Regions from separate parts of the Homo sapiens genome. Here region 1 is linked to region 2. A link is an interaction called in ENCODE POLR2A ChIA-PET data of the cell type or tissue named here. Cell type or tissue: OCI-LY7. All regions are shown on one strand.

What was found. Peaks named below come from ENCODE experiments on the same cell type or tissue, not always from the same donor. Only the 100,000 strongest peaks of a DNase experiment are listed, where the experiment ranks them.
Region 1: POLR2A ChIA-PET joins it to region 2 with 6 read pairs; 2 of 35 experiments call an interaction of 5 or more read pairs at or near these places.

Annotation. Positions count from the first base shown.
Region 1 is chr3:31,913,001-31,921,000 of GRCh38, reverse strand. All of the region lies in intron 1 of OSBPL10 (oxysterol binding protein like 10), which reads left to right. Among named protein-coding and RNA genes, the nearest start is that of OSBPL10, 64 kb to the left of the region's middle. In OCI-LY7, no CTCF peak of the experiment used is centred here; DNase peaks (open chromatin) are centred at 2,040, 2,320, 2,670 and 3,500; H3K4me3 peaks cover 4,215 bases; H3K27ac peaks cover 6,292 bases.
Region 2 is chr3:31,770,644-31,778,643 of GRCh38, reverse strand. The region is part of intron 4 of OSBPL10 (oxysterol binding protein like 10); the gene reads left to right. Among named protein-coding and RNA genes, the nearest start is that of OSBPL10-AS1, 70 kb to the right of the region's middle. In OCI-LY7, no CTCF peak of the experiment used is centred here; no DNase peak of the experiment used is centred here.

The DNA.
Region 1 (8,000 bases), 140 kb before region 2:
GAGACTGGGTAATTTATTTTAAATAATAGAGTTTTATTTGGCTCATGGTTCTGCAGGCTACACATAAAACATAGTGCCGGTATCTGCTTCTGGTGTTGGCTTCAGGAAGCTTCCAATCATGGTGGAAGGTGAAGGGGGAGCTAGTGGATCACATGGTGAGAGAGGGAACAAGAGAGAAGCCAGGCTTCTTTAAGCAACCAACTCTTGGTGTGAACTAATAAATAGAGTGAAAACTCACTCATCACCAAGAAAATGGTCCCAAGCCATTCATGAGGGATCTGCCTCCCTCCCACGACCCAGGCACCTCCCACCAGGCCCCACTTCCAACATTTTGGATCACATTCCAACATGAGATTTGGAAGGGACTGATATCCAAACCATATCACTTGGCCTCTACCATCTACCATCCATCTACTTAATTGTTTAGTTCCAGTACACATGTGTAGCAGTAGCAGCATTGGTAACCTGCATCCCCATGGGAAGCAACTTTATCAGCTAGAGTACAATTCTTATGTGCTGTTCCTTTTGCCTTTACTCTTACAGATGCCACTCACTTGCAAAGTCACTTAGGTTACTCTTTCTCCTACCTCCTTCAGTAAGGTTGTTTCCTACATTTGTAATACAATTAGATTCTTTTGTCACAGGCTGGGTTCTTTCCTAGGATCCCCTGACTTCCTAAATGATTCTTCTTTTCAAATTTGCATATATCCAGGTTCACTCTTTGTGTTGGACAGTTCTATGAATTTTGACAAATGCATGTCACATATCCACCAATACAGTATCATACAGAATATTTTCACCATCCTAAAAATTCCCAATGCTTCACCTGCTTATTCCTCCCTTCCTCCCCTAAACCACTAGCAACCCCTGATCTTTATAATGTCTTTATAGTTTTACCTTTTCCATCTTCTGCATTTTAAATTCTTTACACTTGAATCTCTTGAGCACCCACTGACAATGGCTGGCCAGTCAGAACTCATAGTCATTATTCTATTATTCTGCTCCTCTGGAGGGCACAGAAAGTTGGACTTCTCTTTGGAATAAAGTAGAAGATAGTTATGAAAGCTAAAATGCATTATCTTAACAACACGTCCATGTTTCACAGTCTGCACTATTAGTGCCATTATCCTCTAATAAAAAAGTGCTTTCATTCTAGTCTTCCTGTAAAGCCTGATTTGGTGGATAGATTTGCAGTGCCTGTGTTGTACTTCCTGTTTTCCTCAGCCCAGGATAGTGATTGCTATTTACTCAGCAAACAGTTTTGGAGGCACATTCTGGAAGCCATTCCTCCTGCTCTGTGAACTGCCTCCCTGGACCTTTGGTAATGATGTTTATTAACTCTGGTGATATGATTGGGTGAAAGAGACAAATCAGATCCTCACTTAGAAATTTGAATTGATGAGATAGCCGGTTGGGATGAGCACATTCCTGGAATTCTAGAAGGTGTCATCTTGGGAACTGAAACCACTATGTTCATTTCTGGAAAAACAGAGATTGGAACCAGAGGGAGAAAACACTTCCTCTCTGTTGGTTGGATTTCCAGTCTTTGCTCCAGCCCTTCCTAAGACCTGGCCACCTTCCTTGGCTCCTGTGAGATGCCTTGAGCCTCATTCAGTAAGTCACCCCGATGTATCCTCAAGCAACCAAATTAGTTTCTGTTACTTGCAATAAATAAGTCATAGGGAATTTATCTATGTTTTAAATTTGGTCTTTTCCTCTGCGGAGTGCTGTTCTAAGTGGATTTGATATGTCAGACTTATTTACATTAATACTAAAGCATTATAAAGGTCATGATAGAAATCTGTGTAAGAGGCAAAGAAAGGAGTGGTTGAGTCTACCTGAGGGCAGGAGGACACAGTCCATGAAAGAGGCGATCTTTCCAGGTGGTCTGGGCAGGGCATTCTGGGTAGAAGGTACAGTATGAGCAAAAGCCCAGCATTTGGAATCATCTTCAGGAGTTGCAGGATGTTTGACATAGGGTGTGACTGGGGGCAGTTGGTAGGCAGGTGAGATCCAGGCTGTGAGTGCCTCATGCTGTGAAGTTTGACTTTATCTTGTAGATCGAAACCACAAATGGGCTTTGGATGGGCTATTTGTGGCCTGCATATGTGTTTTGTTTTGCTTGTGCAAATGTTTTCCATCACTAGTTGCCATGATTTAAAAATCAAATGCTTTCCCTTAAACATCTGAATATGTACAAATTACCACTGTCTGAAATTTTTTGGAAGATTTATTAATAGATGGTCTAGCAGTAGTGGGCCTGCATTCCACATGGCACAGGAAATGGGGTATGTGGGCCCCTGTTGCCATGGTCTCACCTGGTCTACCCCATACACTGACTTTGCTTTCCTATCCTTATAGGCTTGGGCTGGAGGTAGTGGGGCCAGTGACTTGCTTACTTTCATTTGTTTCCTGTTTGGTCAGCAGTGGTCCCAGTGATGACCGCCTTACTATCTCATTAACCCTTTTCCTTTCTGAGGTGATTTTCCATTCCAAACTCTTTAGACACAAAACTGCTCTGGAGCCAGGCATGGTAGCTCACTCCTCAGGAGGCTGAGGCAGGAGGATCGTTTGAGCCCAGGAGTTCGAGGCTACAGTGAGCTATGATCATACCACTGTACTCTGGCCTGGGCAACAGAATGAGACCCTGTCTCTTTAAAAAAAAAAAAAAGAAAAGAAAAAACAACTCCAGTGTGTGTCTTCTAGATGTTTTTGTTTCACTTTCAGGGACTTGTCTTGCTGTCTTTTAACTTTGTCATTATTACTATTTTTTAAAGCAAAAGAGAAAGTTTAAAATACTGGCATAAAGGTTAAGTGAATTGTCATTGTGTTTTTAATAACTGAGGAGGGCTTTTGTTTGGAATGATATTTATAGTAAGTTGTTCTTTTTCAATTATTAGTTTATTAAAATAGTAAATTTTAAAACCTAGTATTTCTTGAACTTTAAGCTCAACTTGTAGATAAATTTTTATTTATAAAGTAGTAATTTTCATGTCAAAAATGGTTTCACTTATTCATTGATTAACCTCACTTAGTTTCTAAATTTAACAAATTAAAGTTATTAAGGCTGTTAGCACCACTTAAAGATTTAATCAGAGTCCCTTGATGTTTTAAACTGTAATCACACATTTTAAGTATCTGTTTCTCTCAAACACCTTAACTAAGGCTGATAACAAAACCGAGGAGCAAAGTCAGCCTCATACTTCAGCAGCTCTTGGGAATTAGTGCAGTAATCCTACTGGAAGCCAAGAGGAAAAAAGAGTGCGTTAGTCCAGTCAAGGTTACATGTTTTGAGGTATTGATTGATTGATTGTCAGCATACTAGATCAGTTTGTACCTTCCAAGGTGCTCCTTCCTATCTCAACAGCTAGTTTCTTTTCTCTTTTTGTGTTTTAAATCAGGCAGCCTCCAGAACCAGAATAGGTTCAGAGAGACTCTCAAAAGCTGGTTGCTTGATAAAAACAAAGCATACTTGTGAGTAGGAGGTTTGGGTGTCTGTAGTCTTTCAGCTGGGGGTTACCTATTTGCATAGGTTGCACTTGTCTGCAGCCAGGTGTGCTAAACTACCCATCATGTAAATTAACAGAGGCTCTTGAATGTACTTTTTTTCTCTAGTCAAGCAGTAAGGATTTATTCTTTTCATTTTTCACAACATAGCAAAAGACACCTCGTTAATAGCTTTTCACTATAAAGACTGTAAAGATTGAATTACTTTCTCATTTGGTTGGGACTCCTAGTGGAGTTGGACACTGAAATTCCTTTGCCAAGGCCCTTGGCCCCACCTCACATGAACGCTGTAACTGTCGTGTAATTTCTTGTGTGGGGCCTAGTGTGGGCACCGGTGGGATGCTGAACCCCGGCTGTGACACCGACTTTGTCTTGTCTTATTCTCCAGTGTCCTATTGACCTCCTCCTGGAATCTCATTATTGATGTGCACAAGGGAAGTAAAGTAATGCAAGGAGGCACAGCCTCACATTATTTAGAAGAAATGCTTTTGGAGAGGCTTGAAATCGATTTTTTGAAATCTAAATATTAGAACAAAAGAGATATATTTAGTCTGCATATCTTAATAGGAGTCCCGGCTTACAATAAAAACATTTATTAAACAGTTAAAGATGGAAAGCAGAGATAAGCAACCATTTTCAGGAGAGGGCCAGGTGGATGAATCAACACAATTGGTCTTTTTGGCAAGAATGTTAAAACCTGTTGGTTTTGATTTTGTTAATTGGAAACAGCGAGGGAGATTAACAGGTGCCTGAGAAGTAATTAATCAGGGATTTAGAGAGCTTTTATGTTATCAGGGAAAGGTGATTTTGAAAGTGTCCACTCCAATATTTAAGAGTACTGAGTGGAACAAACATTTACATTTTTACTGTATTGATTAGCTTACTCATTGGTGAGCCATGGACTGTGGAAAATGATCATTTGTGGGGGTGGGTGATAAAAGACTAAGAGTCAATTTAGAGTGAGGTTTGGTGCATGAAAAAAGGTGTCAGATATTTTACTTCTGACTGCTCATGAGAACAAAGGCATCATAATGCTTATAACCAACCTGTTGTTACACTTGACTCCTCTGTTTTTAGAGGCAGTGGGGTGGCCACTCACTCTACACTTGCCAAATCACCCAATTAGGAAGACAAACCAAGAAGGAACATTTTACGTGACTTTAGAATTGGGGAAATAGGTGAGTAGGAAGCTGTACAAAATATGCACATTGATTTCTGCATGTTAACTTATTTTGGGTTCTAGAATGTAGAAGCCAGTATCAGTGCATCCATGTTTGTGTGCTATAGCCTTTTGGATAGAATTTGATCAGTATCAAAATAAATACATGCATACTTATTGTACATTAATTATTTCCCTCCTGGAGACAGTGCTGGATTCTTTTTTTTTTTTTTTTTTTGAGACGGAGTTTCACTCTTGTCACCCAGGCTGGAGTGCAATGGTGCGATCTTGGCTCACTGCAACCTCCACCTCCCGGGTTCAAGCGATTCTCTTGCCTCAGCCTCCCGAGTAGCTGGGATTACAGGCTCCCACCACCACACCTGGCTAATTTTTTATATTTTTTAGTAGAGACGGGGTTTCGCCGTATTGGTCAGGCTGGTCTTGAACTCCTGACCTCAGGTGATCTGCCCACCTCGTCCTCCCAAAGTGCTGGGATTACAGGCGTGAGCTACCACTCCCGGCCTGGATTTCTCTTAAAGGGTGTTGCGTGGTTGGTTACAGATAATTTTTTTTCAACTTTTATTTTAGATTTGGAGGTACACGGGCAGGTTTGTTACCTGGGTGTACTGAGTGATGCTCACGTTTGAGGTATGAATGATCCTGTCACCTAGGCACTGAGCATGGTATGCGATAGTTTTTCAACCCTTGCTCCCTCTCCTTCCCTACTTTAGTCGCCCCAAGTTTTTATTGTTGCCACCATTATGTCCATTAGTACCCAATGTTTAGCTTACACATATAAGTGAGAATATGCGGCATTTGGTTTTCTGTTCCTGCATTAATTCGCTTGGGATAATGGCCTCCAGCTGTATCCATGTTGCTACAAAGGAAATGATTATTTTTTTATGGCTGGGTAGTATTCCATGATATATGTGTACCACATTTTATATATCCAGTCCACCATTGACAGGCACTTAAGTTGATTCCATGTCTTTGCTATTGTGAATAGTGCTGTGATGAACACCTGAAGGTCACCAGAGAATTTGAGGACAGGAGTTGGGAGGCGAAGTGGAAGGGAACAACTCCAGGAAACCACCAATAAGAGGAAATTTTATTCATGGTAATGGTTTTTTTTCCCCCCTGTTACCATTCAATGGCTATTTATTAAAAAAAAAAATGTGTTCAAAGCAGTGCACTGGATGCAGATGAGGATACGATAGAAGACAACAGGCATGGTAGTGGTTCACACCTGTAATACCTGTGCTTTGAGGCCAGGAGTTCAAGGTTACAGTGAGCTCTGATTGTGCCACTGCACTCCAGCACGGAGCTTGGGCGACAGAGTGAGACTCTGTCTCAAAGGGAAAAAACAAAACCAAACAAAACAAAACACAATAGACACATCCCCGTAAACACAGGGAGCTTATACTCTAGTGTAATGCTGTTCAATGGAACCTTCAGCAGTGATGGCAATGATATATAGGTATGTTGTCCAATATGGTAGCCAGTAGCCACATGTGGCTATTGAGTGCTTGAAATGTGATCAGCATGACTGAGGGATTGAATTTTTTATTTTATTTAATTTTATAATCATTTTAAGTTAAATAGTTGCACATGGCTAATGACTAGTTGGGCATTTGTAGTGGGTCAAGTGAGTTCTAGTTCTAGTCTTCATATTTAGAACACCTCATTTGCGGTAACTAGGAAAATTTGATACTAAAATCCAGAGTCTCGGGCTCAAATAATTCCATATACTGGGAAATCAGAGTCCCATCTTGGATATATTTTTGCTGTGACATTTCCCAAAGTGGGTTCCATGGAATGCTAGTCACATGAGATATACTGACAAAAAGAGTGCTGTGGTTAGTAAGGTTGGGAAACACTGCCTGCTGCCATATCCTTCTGGAGCTGCATAATGAATACAAGCATATTTACAGACTCTGATAAGTCACACAGTAAAGAAATTGATACTTGGTAGAGATGTATTTTGGCTCAGTTTCCCAAACTTAGTTGGCGATAGCACTCTTTTATTCACCAATACCTCTGAACACTTTTCGGGAAATGCTATTCTAGGGAGATAACTGATCTTGGTTAGGACCGTCTTAAAAATGAAAGGAAGAGGCTGGGTGCAGTGGCTCATGCCTGTAATCCCAGCACTTTGGGAGGCCGAGGTGGGTGGATCACTTGAGGTCAGGAGTTCGAGACCAGCCTGGCTAACATGGAGAAACCCTGTCTCTACTAAAAATACAAAAATTAGCCTGGTGTGGTGGCGGGTGCCTATAATCCCAACACTTGGGAGCTGACACAGGAGAATCACTTGAACCCAGGAGGCAGAGGTTTCAGTGAGCTGAGATTGTGCCACTGCACTCCAGCTTGGGCAACAGAGCAAGACTCCGTCTCAAAAACAAACATGCAAACAAACAATCAAAAAATAAAGAAGGAAGAAATGGTGGTTATAGCCTCTGGTTAGTTCTTGGTTCTCCGAGAATATGAGAGTTCTCCCATTCTCCTAGATTTTGGTGGGTTAGAGATATGACAGAATCGGGGCATAGAATTGCATATTGCACATTTGGGCACTGAAAAAACGCTTCTTGTCAGTAACAATATCTTTATTTCAGAGTTTTATATACATATATTTTGTTGTGTTCACCTTGGTTAGTCAGTTTTCTAATTGTTTCTGAGTTAGCCTGTGGTCTACAGTAGTCTAAGGTAGCCTGAATTAATACATGCACAAAGAGGTTGAATAGTTTGATTTTGCTTTTCTCCTATTTAGGTTTATAAAACTAGTACTTGGGCCGGGCGTGGTGGCTCACGCCTGTAATCCCAGCACTTTGGGAGGCTGAGGCAGGTGGATCACGAGTTCAGGAGATCGAGACCATCCTGGCTAACACGGTGGAACCCCATCTCTACTAAAAATACAAAAAATTAGCCAGGTGTGGTGTTGTGCGCCTGTAGTCCCAGCTACTCGGGAGGCTGAGGCAGGAGAATCGCTTGAACCTGGGAGGTGGAGGTTGTAGTGAGCTGAGATCGTGCCACTGTACTCCAGCCTGGGCGACAGAGAGAGACTCCATCTTAAAGAAAAAAAAAACAAAAAACAAAATAAAAAAAAAAACCTAGTACTTCTGTGTCCATTTACACTTTCTGACTCCCTTTACAAAAGCCTACAGGGTCTCCAGGGGTGGTATTATAGTCCCCTCATTTACTTGGTATAAATTAAAAGCACAGAGTCTATTATATATCAACCCCAAATGGCATTTTAGAAATTCCAGTTAGATTGTATTATAAATCAGTTCTTATGCTGTTATATATGCGGGTGTGTGGGTATATGTGTGTGTGTATG
Region 2 (8,000 bases):
TTATTGCCTCAAATAAGTTTTCCAAATGTTTAGATTTTTGTTCTTTCTCAGGAACACCAGTTATTCTTAGGTGTGGCTATTTAACATAATCCCAAATTTCTTGGAGTCTTTGTTCATTTTTTAAAATTCTTTTTTGTCTTTGCCTGATTAGGTTAATTCAAAGGCCTTGTCTTAGAGCTCTGAAGTTCCTCTACTTCTTCAATTCTATTTTTGAAACTATCTATTTCAGAGAAACACCATCAGGTGGAGGCAGGCAGGGTTAGGCGGGTCTGAGCTCAGACTCTCCTTGGGCAGGGCTTGCCACGGCCACTGTGGAGGATGGGGGTAGTTATCAGGCCAATAGGGTTATGTTCCAGAGGGGATTATGGCTGCCTCTGTCACTAGGGATGTGGGGGAAAGCTGGTAGCAATAGGCTTCACCCAGTTCCCACACAGTTGGCAAGGCCAGTCTTGCTAATAGCACTGAGTTTATCTCCAGGCAGCAGGACTCAGACCTAGCCCCAGGCTATAAATTTCCCCACTGAGAAAGCAACCATGGCTTTCAGGCCCCACCCTTCCCCATCTGCCCATACTGTCCACTGTGACTCTGCTGTCCTTCCTCCAGCATTTCCTGTTTGCCCCCAGATTCTGCTCAAGAGAGTTTATGTCCAGTCAAAATCATTACAAAGTTCAGCTGGAAGCTTCTTTCACCCTGCAACCTTTCCCAGATTCCACCTGCTGCCTTCCCCAAGTGCCCCTGTGAGACATTGTCAGGCATGGCTTCCCTGGGCTTGAGCTGGAGAATGGGAGTGCCTAAAAGGCTCTTCTCACTGCTGCTTGTAATTTTATATTTCATGCTAAATCCATTTCAGCTCTAGGTAAGGTTAAATCCTTTTCCTGTAATCTGGATTTTTGGATTCCCCAGTGGAGACATGTGTTTGGAGGCAGGTTTCTCCCCTCACACTTTGGGAACTCAGTTTTTAGCTTGTCTTGTGGAATTTGCAGTGGCCTGCAAGGAGAGTGGCCACGTTTTTCAAAGGATCTGTGAATTCTTTTGATTTTCCTAGTACACTTTCACAATGGTTCCTGGAACAAAAGTCCACACTGTGAGTCTCCACACACTGTTCCATCATCTAAGTGGGAGCTGCATGTCAGTCCTATCTCCTGTCTGCCATCTTGAACCCAGTCCTGTGCTGTACACTCTTGCAGAGAAAGGGACATTAGCACTTCCTGTATTGTCTACTGAGTCAAATACTCTTTAGTAACCAGCAGGCTAGGGGGACAATAGCGAGTCACTCACACACCTCAAAAAGAGTGGCTCTCTTATCTAAAGATGAAAAAAAAAATTACTGGGCCTTGAAAAGTGTATTATGTTTTAACAACAAATTAGAAAATAAGGTTAAGCTTAGTCACTGCTGTTCATTATTTCCTGTGATCCAGAGCTGGGCAAAGATGAGCCAGGGGCATGTCATCTGATGTGCTGTTCAGTGCTGCAGGAGTCCCTTCACAATGTGAGTTTTAAATGAAAGTTTTCAGAAGGCTTTATGTGTTTAGAAAACCTAGTTGCAAACTCCATTGATAATTGCATGACTTTTATAGTAAACAACATTTAAATCTTTTAGTGTAGGATTAAAGGTTGTCTGATCTTGAGATGGGTAAAGAATTTCTTGATTTTTTTTTCTCTTTGTAAACATTTTTTAAAAATTGTTTTATTGAGGTGAAATTCCCTAAAATATTAACCATTTTAAAGTGAACAATTCCATGGCTGTTAGTGTATTCACAGTGTTGTGAAACTGCCACTTCTATCTAGTTCCAAAGCATTTTCATCACCCCAAGAAAATACTCCATACCTGTGTAGCAGTCAGCCCTCCCTTCCCTCCTCCCCCCAGCCCTGGGCAACAACCAATCATGGTTCTGTGGATTTGCCTCTTCTGAATATTTCATGTAAATGGAATCATAGAATTTATGACTTTTTATGTCTCCTTTCACTTACAATGTTTTTGAAGTTTATCCATTTTGTAGCATGTACTAGTATTTCATTCCTTTTTGTATGTGGATAAGATTCCATTGTGTGGATATACCACATTTATCCATTCATCTGTTGGTGGACATTTGGGCTGCTTCCACCTTTGGCTATTGTGAATAGTGCTGCTGTGAACATTTGTGAGCTTATATTTGTTTAGGTACCAGTGTTCATTTATTTGGGGTTAGAAATTTCTGGGTCATATGGTAATTTTATGTTTAACTTTTTGAGGAACTGCCCAACTGTTTTTCGTAGCAAGCTGTGCCATTTTACATTCTCACCAACGGTATAAGAAGGTTCCAATTCCTCCACATTCTTGCCAGCTTTTAAAAATTTTCTCCTTTTTTAATGACAGCCATCCTAGTGGTTGTGAAACGGTACCTGGTTTTGATTTGCACATCCCTCATGAGTAATGATGTTGGGCATTTTTTTCGTGTGCTTGTTGCATAATTGCTTGACTTTTATATGTAATTAATCTCAATTTTAAGACCTGACACACAGTTTTGCCACTACTCTCTGCTTGATACCATTGAGTCTAATCTCATTATGCTCTTTAATCAGAAGGTGGCAGCCATCACAGGAAACCCAGAATTCCCAGATCATTGCACCCTCCTGACTTGCAACCCCACGTGCCTCTGTATTGTTGTTTTTGCCCCATCCTTCAACTCCTGAGACCCTTTCATTGTGCTCCTTGGAATTCATATTGCATCAGCGATATAATCCCCTACATCCTCAACCTGTTCTCTAAATGATTTCTTCACCTTGTTCTCTAACTGGAACCTGGTTCTCTCCCATAGCCCTCTTACATGGTGGCAGCATTCTCTCTCCCGCTCCTCCAAGGCCTGGAAATGGAGTAAGTGGCCTCTTTTTCTTCTCTGTCATTCCAGATTACTCTTACCTCTCCTTCCCTACAGGCATCTACCTTTGAGTCTCCTGTCATCGTCACACTGTGTTCCCCACCGTCCCTCCTTCATCCCTTGACAGTTTGAGTTTGTGAGTCACCATCACTCCCTCCAGCAGTGCCCTATCATAATTTTGGTGATTTCAGCATCCACATAGATGATGCTTTCAATTCCCTGACCTCTGCCGTCTCACTCACTCCCTCCCACGCTCAGACCTGTGACTTTAACATTACTAAAAATTTCAACTCCTTCATGATCTGTTTCAAGGCATCCACTTCCTTAACCATCCCTTCTTTTCCTAGGTTTCTCCAGGTGGCACCTTGATCCTGGACTCCAACAGCTTTTTACCCCTCTAGAGTCCTATCCTCTTTCCCCTGGAAACCCTTCTCTGCATGTTTCTGTTTTCCTCCTGAATCAGCTTGGGTTCCATGGTTCTCAGTGGAAGCAGTCCTTTGCATGTTCCCTCAGATCTGTTGCCCATTCTCACTTGGCTGTACTCACGGGGCAAACTCTTTTTTAAATCCCTGAACCTCTAGCACTTCCTTCCACAGCTCCATTCTTTTTTTGGAGAGAGAGAGTCTCACTCTGTCACCCAGGCTGGAGTGCAGTGGCATGATCTTGGCTCACTGCAACCTCTGCCTCTTGAGTTCAAACGATTCTCCTGCCTCAGCCACCCCCACTGAGTAGCTGGGATTACAGGCACATGCCACCATTCCCGGCTAATTTTTGTACTTTTTGTAGAAACAGGGTTTCACCATGTTGGCCAGGCTGGTCTCGAACTCCTGACCTCAGGTGATCCACCCACCTCAGCCTCCCAAAGTGCTGGGATTACAGGCATGAGCCACCACACTCAGCTCTCAATCTCCATTCTTAAGTAATGACCTGGCTTCTTGTGTCACTGAGAACAAAAGCAATCAAAAGAGGACTTCTGGCCAGGAGCAGTGGCTCATGCCTGTAATCCCAGCACTTTGGGAGGCTGAGGCGGTCCCATCATGAGGTCAGGAGTGCGAGACCAGCCTGGACAACATGGTGAAACACTGTCTCTACTAAAAATACAAAAATTAGCCAGGTGTGGTGGTGGGTGCCTGTAATCCCAGCTACTCGAGAAGCTGAGGCAGGAGAATCGCTTGAACCTGGGAGGCAGAGGTAGCAGTGAGCCAAGATCTCACCATTGCACTCCAGCCTGGGCTACAGAGCAAGACTGTCTCAAAAACAAAAAACAAAAACAAAAACAAAAACAGAAAACAAAAGAGGACTTCCAACAATCTCTTCCCTCCACTTGCCCATCTGCCTCTGTTGCTAGACACTGTACCTTCACCTGTGTCAGCCAGCCTCGACACTCCGCTCGCCTGCTCCAGGGCGTTGTTGTGGCAATTCTCCCATCTTACTCCTCTAAAGTCAATTTATTGGATCCTTTCTATTAGCATACAAAGCTATAACTTCTTCCATCTGAAAAACCCCTCACCTGACCTCACACTCTCCCTCTAACAATAGGTCATTTCTCTGCTCCCTTTTAAAAGGAATCTCCTGAAAAGCATCATCTGTTTTCAGTCTGTCTTTCTTTTTTTTTTTTTTTTTGAGATGGAGTTTTGCTCTTGTTGCCCAGGCTGGAGTGAAGTGGTGCAATCTCGGCTCACTGCAACCTCCGCCTCCCAGGTTCAAGCGATTCTCCTGCCTCAACCTCCTGAGTAGCTGGGATTACAGGCGCGTGCCACCACGCCCGGCTAATCTTTGTATTTTTAGTAGAGACGGGGTTTCACCATGTTGGTCAGGCTGGTCTCGAACTCCTGACCTCGTGATCCACCCACCTCGGCCTCCCAAAGTGTTGGGATTACAGGCGTGAGCCACCACGCCTGGCCTTTATGTATATTTGTAATGTATGAAAGATTACCTGCTAATTACATGAGAGAAAACAAAGCTTTCAAGAGAGATGCCAGGCAGTGTGCACTGCACTCGAGTCTCTGACTGAGTGTCACTACTGTGGGACAACTTGATGTGCCTACTGCATGATGAAGCATGACATTCTCAGCCACACTCATGAGTATTCCTATTCCAAATCGAATCAGACCTTTAGACCTACCTTCTGGTTTGCAGAAAATACAGGGGATGGAGAAGCAAGTAAACCACCACCATAAAGGACAATCAGATCCATAATATGGGACCTTTTGTACAACCACAACCCTCATTTCTTCAAATGTCAGTGTGGCAGGGACAACGATAGGCACAAACATGTAACACTTGCTGTGTGTTAGCAACATTTCTAAGTGATTCACATTTATTAACAAATTCATTCCTCATAAGCCTATGTGATGAGAACTATTGTGAGCCCCATTTTACAGTTTTTGCATGTTTGGGCATTTTCTTGGTGATTTTGCTGTTTTAAATGTCCCCCAGGCGTAGTGCTGACGAGTGCAGGAAGGTTGTGATGTGCCTTACAGAGAAAATATTTATGTCAGATATGCTCGTGTGAGTTATAGTGCAGCTGGCTGTGAGTTCTATGTTAATGAATCAAAATGTAGTACATCCAAAAAAGGAAGAGGAAATTTGCCAATCTGTATGTGAGGCCACTCTGGAAAGTGCTAAAGTAACATCTATAGTGCATATGAAACTTTGGGAAAAATAGAAAACAGCTACATTTGTGGATTCAAGAGATGACTTTTTATTTATTTATTTGTCAGTTTGTTTGTTTAAAGCATAGTGGACAGCATTATGGGACTGAAAGCCAAAAAAAAAAAAAAAAGTTTGGTCACGTTACCCAGGATCAGGAAATGTGAAACCCTTCTTGGCTAGTGCTGGCTTGCACGTTTTGAAAGGCGATATGACATGAAAAGTGTTACATTTACAGAAGAGGAAGGTTCCGAGAATCAAGAATCTGAGAAAGAATTTTAAAAATACAGTCTATCCTCATTACAGATTCTGTATTTGCAAATTCTCCTACTTCCTAACATGTATTTATAACTTCATTGATACTTGCAGTGCTTTTGTGGTCATTTCCAGACACACAGAATGGTGAAAACTGTGTTTCTGGATGCACATGTTCCCAGAGAGGGCAAACAAGGCAGGGCTTTGCCTTCTTGTTTCAGCTTCATGCGGAGATGACCAGAGGATAGAGACGGCAGGGGCAGTGCAGTGCAGTGGAAGAAGCTCAGCTCTGGGGCCCCTTGGAGGGGGTTCAAATCCCAGTGCTGGCACCTGTTACTGATGTGGCCTCAGGCAAACGGCTTACCACTTTTGGGCCTCATTTTCTCTTTGGTAAAATGGAAAATAAAATCCACCAAGATGAGTTGTTTTTGCATTTAAGATTATAGTCTTTGTGAGAAACACCCACACATACATTTCCCCAATGGTTGAGTATTTGCTCATTCACCATTTGTGGTGACTTTTTGAAGCAGAACTGTGAATAATGAGGATTGACTGTACCTGCTAAATGTTAAAAAGGAAAGGGGTTATGTGGAACGGCTGGTTTTCAATACTAATAAAACTGGCTTATTTTATAAGGACCTTGGCAGTTGAACCTGTATAAAGCTAATGGCATTTTGGTTGATAAAAATGTTGTGACCAGAGGTTCGGGGTAACCTAACCCTGTATTTCCCTAGGAGCAAACGTTTAGTATTGTCTAATTCAGTGTTTGTGGAGACTTTAATAGAACATAACTACTGTGCATAATGAGAATCAGCTGTAACTGATTTGGTGACTTAAAAAAAATCTGCTAGGCAAATGATTCTGCAAGAGAAGTGTAATATGTTTTACACTGAATCTATTGTTTCTTAAATGAACATGTTTCATGATGTCTGGCTAAAATGACATAGTGTTCCCGGACCAAACTGAGGGTTGGGCTGCTTATTCTTGCGGCCCAATAACAAGATGCAGAGGAACTGAGAAAGAAGAGAGTTGATTTCTGTAACGGGTTATAGGGAGAAGGCCGGGAAAATATCGTCAGACCAACTCAAAATTACGAAGTTTTCCAGAGCGTATATACCTTCTAAGCTATATGTCGACATGTAAGTGTGCATTCATCTAAAGACATGAGTGATTAAGGTCCGAGTCCTGAAGACCTTCCTCTGGAGCCTTAGTAAATTTACTTAATCTAGATGGGTCCAGGTGACAGGGGTGATTACCTTTGTCTTGTCTCCTGCTAAATCATGGAGGTTTGGGGAGTTCCTTTATACCCCAATAAAACTTGTTTGTGGAGGTCTGGGGAGTTCCTTCAGACCCCCAATAAAACTCATTTAATCCTAAATGGGTCCTGTTAATAATTCCTTCTTTATCTTGTCATGCTTCAAAGCCAAGGAAAGGCCTGGGCAAAACTCTTGGTGGGTGTTTGTGACATTCCAGCCTTTGCATAAGGACACTGGCTCTATCAGCTTTTAATATTGAACTTACCCACTCAGTTAGTGCTGAAACAGTTGTCATGGAGGCCTGCCTGTTCAGCTGTTAGTTAGACCTGGCCTGCCACAATAGCATAGAAATTCTGTATCTGTGATAACATTTATTCAGTGTTTCCTACATGCCTGTCACTGTTTTAAGCACTCTGAGTGTAATCTCATTTAACCTTCAGGGTAATAACTGGTAGTAGCAGGGACAGCAACAGACACAAACACTTACGTAACACTTGCTGTGTATTAGCAGCATTTCTGAGTGATTCACGTATATGGACTGATTCATTCCTCATGATAAGCCTATGTGATGAGAACTATTGTGAGCCCCATTTTACAGGTAAGGAAACTGAGGCCAAGGAAGATTAAACATGCCCAAGATTACAGTTAATAAGTGGTGTCCTCAGCCTACACTCCTAGACACTAAACTGTGCCACTTCCTAGAATGGGGAGAATGGGGTGCTCCCTCGACCAGTAAACAAATTAACTGAGTAGGAGCTTGTATTTTCTCGTATTTTATTATGTATTGTTAGTTTTCCGTGAAGCTGAGCTCAAAACTAGTTCCCTTCTTTTTTTTTGAGACAGAGTTTTGCCCTTGTTGCCCAGGCTGGAGTGCAATGACGCGATCTTGGTTCACCGCAACCTCCGCCTCCTGGGTTCAAGCGATTCTCCTGCCTCAGCCTCCCAAGTAGCTGGGATTACAGGCATGCACCTCCATGCC